Linked DNA regions of Homo sapiens: region 1 is linked to region 2. A link is an interaction called in ENCODE POLR2A ChIA-PET data of the cell type or tissue named here. Cell type or tissue: OCI-LY7. All regions are shown on one strand.

What was found. Peaks named below come from ENCODE experiments on the same cell type or tissue, not always from the same donor. Only the 100,000 strongest peaks of a DNase experiment are listed, where the experiment ranks them.
Region 1: POLR2A ChIA-PET joins it to region 2 with 10 read pairs; 2 of 35 experiments call an interaction of 5 or more read pairs at or near these places.

The regions. Positions count from the first base shown.
Region 1 is chr4:24,204,023-24,209,022 of GRCh38, reverse strand. It overlaps LOC124900679 (a long non-coding RNA gene), which reads right to left and starts at 1,052. Exons shown (of 2, transcript XR_007058075.1): 1 at 976-1,052. It also overlaps a transcript of PPARGC1A not described here. In OCI-LY7, no CTCF peak of the experiment used is centred here; no DNase peak of the experiment used is centred here.
Region 2 is chr4:23,846,624-23,851,623 of GRCh38, reverse strand. All of the region lies in intron 2 of PPARGC1A (PPARG coactivator 1 alpha), which reads left to right. Among named protein-coding and RNA genes, the nearest start is that of PPARGC1A, 41 kb to the left of the region's middle. In OCI-LY7, no CTCF peak of the experiment used is centred here; no DNase peak of the experiment used is centred here.

The DNA of each region.
Region 1 (5,000 bases), 360 kb before region 2:
GGGCTTGGTAGCTAAGAGCATGGGTTCTAGAATTAGGTATATCTGTATTCAAATCTGCATTCTGCCATTATTATCTGTGACCTTTGAACAATTCCCTCTACCTCTCTAAGCAACTCTTCCCATCACAAAGTGCTGATAAAGCATAAAGAAGAAAACACTCTCATTATAGAGTTGCAATATTTAACACAATGACTGTTCCTAGCTCTTAGTAGTAGCTATTATTTTGATTATGAGGATAATAACATAAAACACTTTTGCCTGGCACATAGTAAGCACTGGATGAATTATACGTATTACTGTAATATATAATATAAATATGAATATATATATATATATATATTTTTTTTCTGAGTTTGGTGAGTTTGATTGCAGATTCCATGAAGCAGGGACCAGACTTGCCTGATTTGTCTTTTGGTCCTTATTGCCTAGTTCAGTCTGACATATAATGGGTACTCAGTAATTATTTGTTATGAGTCAGTAAACGTGTGTATTTTTCCATGTAACCATCAAAACTGTGAGATCACTGTCTGTTTTGGTCTGTTTTACTATCACACATAGTGGCCCTGGCTAGGTAATGCCCCTAGAAGTTCTCCTGTCCACTTTATCCCATGCAGCCAGGGCAATGAATGAGTATATTCACTTCTACCATGGAGGGAAGGCAGTTCGAACTTCTCCCTTCCTCTCTCCTTCCCTCCCTCCCTGCCTCCTTCCATCCTTCTCCCTTCCCTTCCATTCCCTTTTTTTGAGACAGGGTCTCTGTCACCCAGGCTGGAGTTTGGTGGGATGTTCATAGCTCACTGCAGCCTCACACTCCAAGGCTCATATGCTCCTCCCATCTCAACCTCCCTAGTAGCTGGGACTACAGGTGCACACCAATGCGCCCAGATAATTTTTAACATTTTTTTTTCTAGAGAGAGGGTCTCTTTATATTGTTCAGGCTGGTCTCAAACTCCTGGTCTCAAGTGACCCTCCCACCTTAGCTTCTCAAAGTGTTGGGATTACAGGTGTGAGTCACTGCACCCAGCCCCAAACTTCTTTCTTATGACTTGAAGCTCATGGGAATTCTTCAAAATTTTATCTAGCCAATGGAAGGGCAGAAACTTAATAATCAGAATTGTCTAATTGTTCCATTAGATTTGACTGTGATGACTGTTGTCATGGTATTTTCCTGAATTCTATTTCTTAATGCAACTTTGTTTATATGGTTTCAGGTTTTTTATTTATTCCTTATTTCCTCTGGCTAGTTTTAGAAAAATTAGAACACTTTTGTGGCTTTACAGAAAAAAACAATAAGTTTTGAGGCTGAGGAAATTTTTTTAAATTGGGAAGACATCAAAAACGTCAGTAAATCAGGCATCACAATGCTTGATAAATTTAGGAGAAAATTGATTGCAGCAGCAATAGCTGATTTAAACTAATGCCTGGTTGTGTCATTACTCAAACACACACAGGAGCAACATCAGTTTTAATTTCTGTCTTGTTTAAAAATGAGCAAGTTTCTTTTCAGCAAATGACTGTTGATGATCTGCCTCTTTACATTAAAAAGGGGGAAAATTTCCACCATTTTCTGACTTGCTGAAGTATGTTCTTCAAATTTTTAGCACTTCAAACCTATAATTTTCAGAATATGTTTTATAAAAGTGAAATTGGCAGTTAGGGCCTGTTTTGTGTTTGTATGGGTATTGGGACTATGTTAGAGAGGTGTGTACATAAGTATGCATGCGGTTTCTGTCATTTAAATGAGATATGCAACTGGAATGTCCCTTTTGTTCAAAAAGTGTGAATTCAAAAATCATATTGCCTTTCAACTCCATTGAGTAACCTCTCTTTAGGTATTAATGGAATGAGTGAACAGGATCTCCCATTTTGCCTTGTCTGGTATCACTCAAAGACTGATTTTATGTTAAATTATGTATAATTACCTAGCTACATCAAAACATTTAAAAAAATTTGAGAGCAAGACTAGTCCCATTATTCCTATTGCATCTAGGGAAGGACATTGTGATTCAAAGGAAGTAAACAACTGAGAGACGGAGGGTTTAAAGCTTCTTTTCTCCCTACCAATTGTAAAAAAATGTGAAAAATATAGAAAAATATAAAAATCAAAGGAAAATTTAAAACATGTAACATTGCAACCCAATGTTAGCTTTTTTTTTTTTTTTTTTTTTTTTTTTTTTTTTTTAAGGTGAAGTCTTTCTCCGTCACCCAGACTGGAATGCAGTGGTTGCAATCTTGGCTCACTGCAGCCTCCACCTCCCAGGTTCAAGAGATTCTTCTGCCTCAGCCTCCTGAGTAGCTGGGATTACAGGCACGTGCCACTACCCCCAGCTATTATTTTTTTGTGTGTGTATTTAGTAGAGGTGGAGTTTCACCATGTTGGCCAGGCTGGTCTCGAACTCCTGGCCTCAAGTGATCAACCTGCCTCAGCCTCCCAAAGTGCTGGGATTATGGGCATGAGCCACCATGCCCCCTGGCCTCCAATGTTAGTATTTTTTATATGGTCTTTGGCTTTTTTTATAGTTAAGTTCAAGTAGGACAGTTGAGACAATACTGCGCAAATATTATTGTATCCTGATTTTTCTTTCATGTAACTTATAGTCATGTTTCTGTGTTATTGCAAATTTATAGCAGCTTCATATTTTCATTGGTGAGATAATTGAGACATTTTTCTATTATTAGAAATTTAGCTTGTTTTCATTATTTTTGTTACACATAACTGAAGACTTCTTAATTTAGGTGAGAAGGCTCTGGTCCGGGTACTTGTTTTAGGTCTCATACTTTCATCATTTGCCTACACTTCCTTCTGTGGTATCTTAACGTAGCTTCTTCACTAAGCAAAATGGCTTGGGTTATTTGGCCCTTTATTTTTTTATTAAAATGCCTACATCTTTAGCAAAGGCTTGTTTCAGGCATAAAAGACCCAGGTGATTTATTGAAATTCACCTTCAACTCTTGACCTTGGCAGGGAGACATTTTTGCCCTCAGCCCACAGAATGGAGATATAGTTGCCTTCAGCCATGAAAAGGATCTTGGCTGGACTTTGCCTTGCCTTTTAGAGCTGAGTTTTAATAATTCAAAGTTTGCTTCCTCCAAACCTACTTTAAATCTTGATTGTCAGAGGTTTCTTATGTTTAGCCATATATTGTGCTTACTGAATATGGATTATTTGATACAGAAAATGTATAGTTTATTAACTGTAGTCACAGACATTCCAATATGAACCTGCAGCAGAATGAATCTCAAAGATTCTGACTCTGACTTTAGTTTTTTGTATATGGGTGTTGTGTTTGGAGCAAAAACTGCACCATATAGTGATCATATTCCAGCCTAAAGATGGATCCCTCCTGTTCAGGTTGGAAGGATAAGATCGGAGCGTGTGGGTGTGTGCAGGGTTCCTGTGAGGGCAGGTCAAAGGTGCACATTTTGAACATTTGCTTATTTAAGTTTCACCTTCTTCTAATTTCACATCATAATTTTTATAACAAATTCTCTGCTAAATATATGTATATTATAGTAAACATGTACCTTTATACCTGAAGCCTCTCATTTTGGTTGGGGACTCTAGTTTTTCAGCCAGTGGTTCTGGCTAATTTTGTCTTCCTTCTGGTCTTGACTCTCTTGATCATACTGGCGGTGACCACTCTCAGTCTGGTCTAAAAGGAAGTTTCTACTCATCGAAAAAGTATATATTGAGCTCTTATTATGTTCTAAGGGACTACAGAGATGAGTGAAATGATTCAGTATGGGATACAAGGGACTGGGTGATGCTTTTAAGATGCTCCGGGATCAATATCACTAGATATACAGGGTGCCCACCTTATCAAAATGTAAGAAGAACACATGGTTTCTGTTGCATGCAGTTTTCCTGCTGCTGACACTCAGTTATAAACTTGCATGAGGCTGGGTGCGGAGGCTCATGCCTGTAATCCCAGAACTTTGGAAGGCTGAGGTGGGTGGATCACTTGAGGTCAGAAGTTGGAGACCAGCCTGGCCAACATGATGAAACCCCATCTCTACTAAAAATACAAGAACAATTAGCTGGGCGTGGTGGCGGGTGCTTGTATCCTAGCTACTTGGGAGACTGAAACTGAGAATTGCTTGGACCCGTGAGGTAGAGGTTGCGGTGAGCCGGGATTGCGCCACTGCATTCCAGCCTGGGTGACAGAGTGAGACCCCGTCTCAAACAAAAAACCAAACAACCAAACAAAAAAACGTGAATGGTCTCTAGGTATGTGTCTGTCAGGCCCCCTATCTCAACAGGAATGCCCAGGTAAACCACCCCATAAACAACTAATATGGTACACAGAGGTAAGTGCAAGGGAGTTGTGGACAAAATGTTACTGAGTCGCAAAGGAAGGGTGATGCCTTTGGCACTCACTCTGATATTTACACCTCCCCCGCCAGTTCTTACTCTCTGCTTCCATCTTTCTCAGGGTTATGTGGATGTGGCCAGGCGTAGTTTCCAGGAGAATTACTATAGAAAGAATTTCCCTTCCCTTCCCCTGCCCTCCCCTCTCTTCCCCTCCCTTTTCCTTCCTTTCCTCCTCCCTTCCTTCCCTGTCCCTCCCTTTCAGTCTTACATTTATTTTTTAATTTATTCAACAAATACTTATTATGCAGGTACTATTTACCAGGCTGGAGATACAATGGTGACGAATACAAAGGTTTTTTGCCCTCAAAGAACCTATATTCCAGTGGTGCAGCCAACTAGCACTGATTAAAGGACCAGATTCTAATACTCCATGTGGAATATTTCAACTACAATCAAATACTGCTGCTGCTGTCTTAGCAGAAAAGCCCCTTTTGGCTCCTTGTAGGCCCCTTAACTCTTTACTGGCCCAATGTGAGTTTTATTGACATCATGCTGTGTTCCTAGGAGGCCCTCATTAAGTACTTGTTGGTCAGCTGGCTGATTGTGCAAGTTTTCTAACTGATACTATACTTACCCTTTAAAATTTCGTTTTCAACATCTTGACTTTTATCTCATTTTCAGGCAGAGG
Region 2 (5,000 bases):
TCAACACAGGTTATGCACATATTTGGTAATCAGTAAATTACCTTAGATAGTAAGTCAGTTGTTGAATCCTGGACAACTGATAACATCATTTGCTTTCACGTGTTTTTTCAATATTGTGCTCAGCCTCAAATATAAATTGAATAGAGTGACCCTTTGATACTCTATGAAATCGACTGCATTTCCTAAGATTCTGTGGTTTCAATTACCATAAATTTTTGATATTGGGTCCATAGCCATTGCATTGTCCCAGCATAACAATATCTTATCATCTTATCATTGGTTCTGATAATACAGTCTGCATCAGCACAACATATTGTTACTAATATTGTATGTGTGTGAGCATGTGTGTGTGTATGTTCCCAGTCAGAACATCATGTCAAGTGCAGGAGCAATCTGCAGTTTACCTAGATTAAATCGAATCACTATGTGTATTGCAAAATGAGAATTATTTTTGTTCCAGTGATGAAATTGTGTTCTAGGTTGCTAGCTGGATCTTGAGTTTGTGAGATGGATAAGTCCATTAGTGGTTCCTCACTTTATTAGCAACTTAATTGTCAGAATGTAATGAAACTTCTGAACTGCAGCAACTCATTAGAAGCAATGAAACACATGACATTTTTTCTAGAATATTCAGTGAGCTACTTTTTCCCCCAAAGAGATCTTGAAAATAAAATTAACAATTAAGTTTAAATGTATACCTATAAAGGTAAAACAGTTTTGAATTCTGCCCTGAAAAATGTTCTGGATAAGTTAGGGTCACTGAAAAGAGGGGAACCAGCATTTGAATTCCTACTCAGACACATGTTTAAGTAACCTTTAATGAGTTACTTAGCTTCTTTAAACCTCAGTTTTCTCATACGTAAAAAGGTGATTTAATAGTTATTTCAAACTATCACTATGAAGATAAAAGGAAGCGGCGTGTGGAAAGGGCTTGACAGTATCCCTAGTGCACAGCAAGAGCGTATCAATGACCGCTATTGTCACTCTTTAATTTTCAACCTAGATATTTTAATTCTCCTGCCTTTGCCTTGAAATAAGTTTGATTTTATTTCTTCAAGGCCAAAGATGTAATCATTAAAGATCATGTATCCCACTGTATTTTCTACTAGAAACAAGGCTAGAAAGAAGGCTGTACTTTACTGCCATGCTTGTACTTTATAGAAATTGTTGGTGTCTACCAAAGCAGGAGTTTACTTTTAGTTCCCTGGTAGATCGTGGTTGTTTTCACTTGGCCTTTATGACAATATTACTCTGAGCACTGTCACAGAAGCTCAAAGAAAATTCTTGCTTCTCTTCTTATGCTTTATTTTAGCGACAGCTCCCAAAGATGATCTTGGCAATGTATAAGAAGCAGTACAAGCATTGCAAGTGGTGATTAAACCTTTAACTTATATTTCAAAGATAGCATTAGGTTGGTGCAAATCTAATTGCAGTTTTTGCCATTGAAAGTGATGACCAAAACCACAATTACTTTTGCACCAACCTAATTATTTCCTGAAGCCCGTAGCTCAAACAAACAGTGTGATATGAAAAGAGTATTTCATTTCCATCAAAAAGCGAAAATAAAATTATGGATAATTCCATTCTCCTTCTAACTCCCTGTTCTGATTTTTTCTTTTCTTTCTCTTCTTATTTTCATTTTTGTCTATTTTTTTCCTTCATTCAACATTTAAATAATTATACGACATTACAGACTAATGACTGTACCGTGCAGCGAGGATTCTGTAAACATCATGAGGACAGGAGCAGTGTCTGTTAGGGCCACTGCTGTGTCCTCACATGCATGAAACACCTGCCCTCCAAAAAAAAAAAAAAATTCTAAATCTACAAATAAATACAAGAAGGAATAAATGAGTAAAGCCAAATGAAACAAGACTATGACCTTCAAAGAGCTTAAATATGTATTATGGCCCCTTTTCTTTTTAAAAATATTATCCAGAATTAAAGTAAAATGCTTGCTATATTTACTAAAGGTTCTATTCTCTCTAGTCTTATTTTTATGTAAGATAAATCCATTTTTTCTTCCCTTATCATCTTCAAACACAATAAACTTTTCTTTTTCATCTGTATCCCCTGTTTATATTTGCTATGATTCAGTGGTTTTTGATTTTTTAAATGACAGTTTTGTCCTAGTTCAGCTATTCCAAATTGAAGGCAATATCTGTGAGCCTTTTTATCAGCTATGCGATAGTCAATTTATTATGTAAGTAGAAAGGCCATGTATTCAGGGCTAAAGATTGTGATATGGCTCATCTTAGGTAACAGATTAAGTTCACATGGCATACGGTTTCCTAGCGTTCCTTCTTAAGTTATGTTCTTTTATTGCCAGCATAACATTTTGAAAACAATTTTAAATAACGAACATCATTAGAGGAATAGTAGGAAATTTTTATCTGATGTATTACGGTGCTCTTTATGCTCAGTGTCTCATTTAATCCTCACCACAATTCTATGAAGCAGATGTCTCCATTTTTTTCTTTGAGACGGAGTCTCACTCTGTCGCCCAGGCTGGAGTGCAGTGGGGCAATCTCGGCTCACTGCAAGCTCTGCCTCCCGGGTTCATGCCATTCTCCTGCCTCAGCCTCCCGAGTAGCTGGGAGTACAGGCGCCCGCTACCACGCCCGGCTAAATTTTTTGTATTTTCAGTAGAGATGGGGTTTCACCGTGTTAGCCAGGATGGTCTTGATCTCCTGACCTCGTGATCTGCCCGCCTCGGCCTCCCAAAGTGCTGGGATTACAGATGTCTCCATTTTTACGTTGATAGTACTGGGATTCCAGGGCCCAGATGCCTTCCTCAAGGACACAGGCCTGTATATGACAGAATTGTAACTTGAAACCCTTTTTTTCTAAGGCTAAATCCCATAAGACTTTGAGTCTACTACTTTGGAAATATTCACAATGGGCATAATATTGATAGGAACAGCAGCAAAAAATGAGAGGTCCTGAGTTAATGTTTCAAGAATATTGAATGCTCTTCCGGGGACAAATTGAGCAGCAATTGACGCTGAAATGGCACTGAATTATTTTGCTATCAATTGCTAAAGCCTTATGTTTTCATATCGTGTGCAGATCTATTCCAGGGCCACCTCTAGCTGATAGCATCAGATCTTTCACCCCTGAAGAGATTACAGCTGGCTAACATTATCCTCACAAACAGACCTGGAAAGTTTGTCTACAACCACTGATGGGAGCTCAGGCAAAGAGGACTCTGGGAGAGGGTTAGCTCGAGGGCATCATGATTTCTCTTCTGCTTCTGTGGCTTTGCTCTAGAGTCTCAGACCAATGCTGTCATTGTTTTTATGCCGGTTGTTATAGTCTACTTGCTACTGTGAGGTGCTGTGAGGAAGAAATAAATTTAAGTCAAGTTTGTAACTATATAAGCATGGTACGAATTCAGTAAATATTGCTTGAATGATTTTATCTGAGAGGCATGAATATTTAGCACTACATTTTTATATAATGCTGCTTAACTCTTCCTTAAAGCACATAATGATCATGCTATTTTTTATGTCCTGTAACCTTATGGGACAACTATGGCAGATTTCACTTCTGCCTTTTTACAGATCAAAAAATTAAGGCCCAGGGAAGACAATTTGAAAGCAGGGCCACAAAGTTGTGTAGACCTGGGCTGACTTTGATTAATTATTTAATCACACTTTAGCTATTTCTCTTCCCATTTTCTCATGTATGGCATACACAAACACACTCTGGGGTTCTTTATTTTTATATATTTTTAAGAATAAAATGCTCATTACAGAAAACTGGAAAAAGACAAATTGACTTAAAGTCATCTGAAATCTCACCTTCTTGTAATATTTTGGGATTCATTCTTTTAGGCTTTTTCCAGTATCCATGCATAGATCATGGACTGAACAAGTGCTATTTGACAACTGTCTTGATTCGTTTCATAATATTTAATGGCTATGTTTCATTTTAACAAAGGTATACCTATATAATTGTTTTAATGGGTATCAAGCATTTCACAGTATGAGTTCCCTGGTTTTCTTTTTATCTTTAAACCCAGGTACTCATTGCTTACACAGCCTATGGTCAGAGGTAACTCTAATGTGATCTGTGATTCTTTGTTTTTAAAGGTGTTCAATCTGATGGCAGTAGTCATTGTAATAAGACTTTTGGCTGGCGGGTGTTGCCATCATACACTAAAGAGATTTCATGACTTAAGACATTTCATGGACTCACAAGTACTGAAACAGGGTATGAGTGGTAATGGAGGAGAGAACTGTGACTCAGGAAAGAAGACTCCTTCGGTCAAGGGGCCAGACTTGGTATGCACTGGACAAAGATAAAACATCATGTTCTGTGGCACATGTGAGGGATTCTGGGCATCTCAGTATGCCACAGCTGGTTCTCACTGATGGGCAAGCCTTCTCCTTCAGCCTACACATTAGATCATAACAAATATTCTCACCTTTCCTCAAAGTTTTTATTATTTAATCTTTTACAGGTGTGATTCTTAGTCCTGGCTTCTATTAGAATCTCACCTGGGAAGATGTTAAAACTACTAACTCCCACCTCCAAAGATACTGACTTAATTGCTCAAGGGTGTAGGGAAGGGGCAAGCATATTTTTTTAAATGCATATGTGATTAAATTTAAAGCCAACATTGAGAGTCACTACTTTACAAGCATCTATTACTCTGTAAGAGTCAGAAGAAAACCTTTATCCCAGTATGAAACCTTTTCTAAGAAAAAATATTTGTGCCCTGTTTTTGTAAATAAGCCTGATTTTTAAATCTATTTTGGCTTTACATAAATACAAATAGAGTTCTTATTGCTTTTTCCTTTCATTTATTTCTCACAGTTGTTTATTTTGTTTATAGTAATTTATTTTGTCTATCATCTCTCTTCCCCCAACAGAATAAGCTCCTTGAAGGCAGGAATTTTTAATTATTTTGTTCATCGCTATATCCCCAGTGTCAAGAGTGTCCGACACATGCTAGGTGCTCAAAAAATTCTTGTCAAAATTTTTGACACTAATTT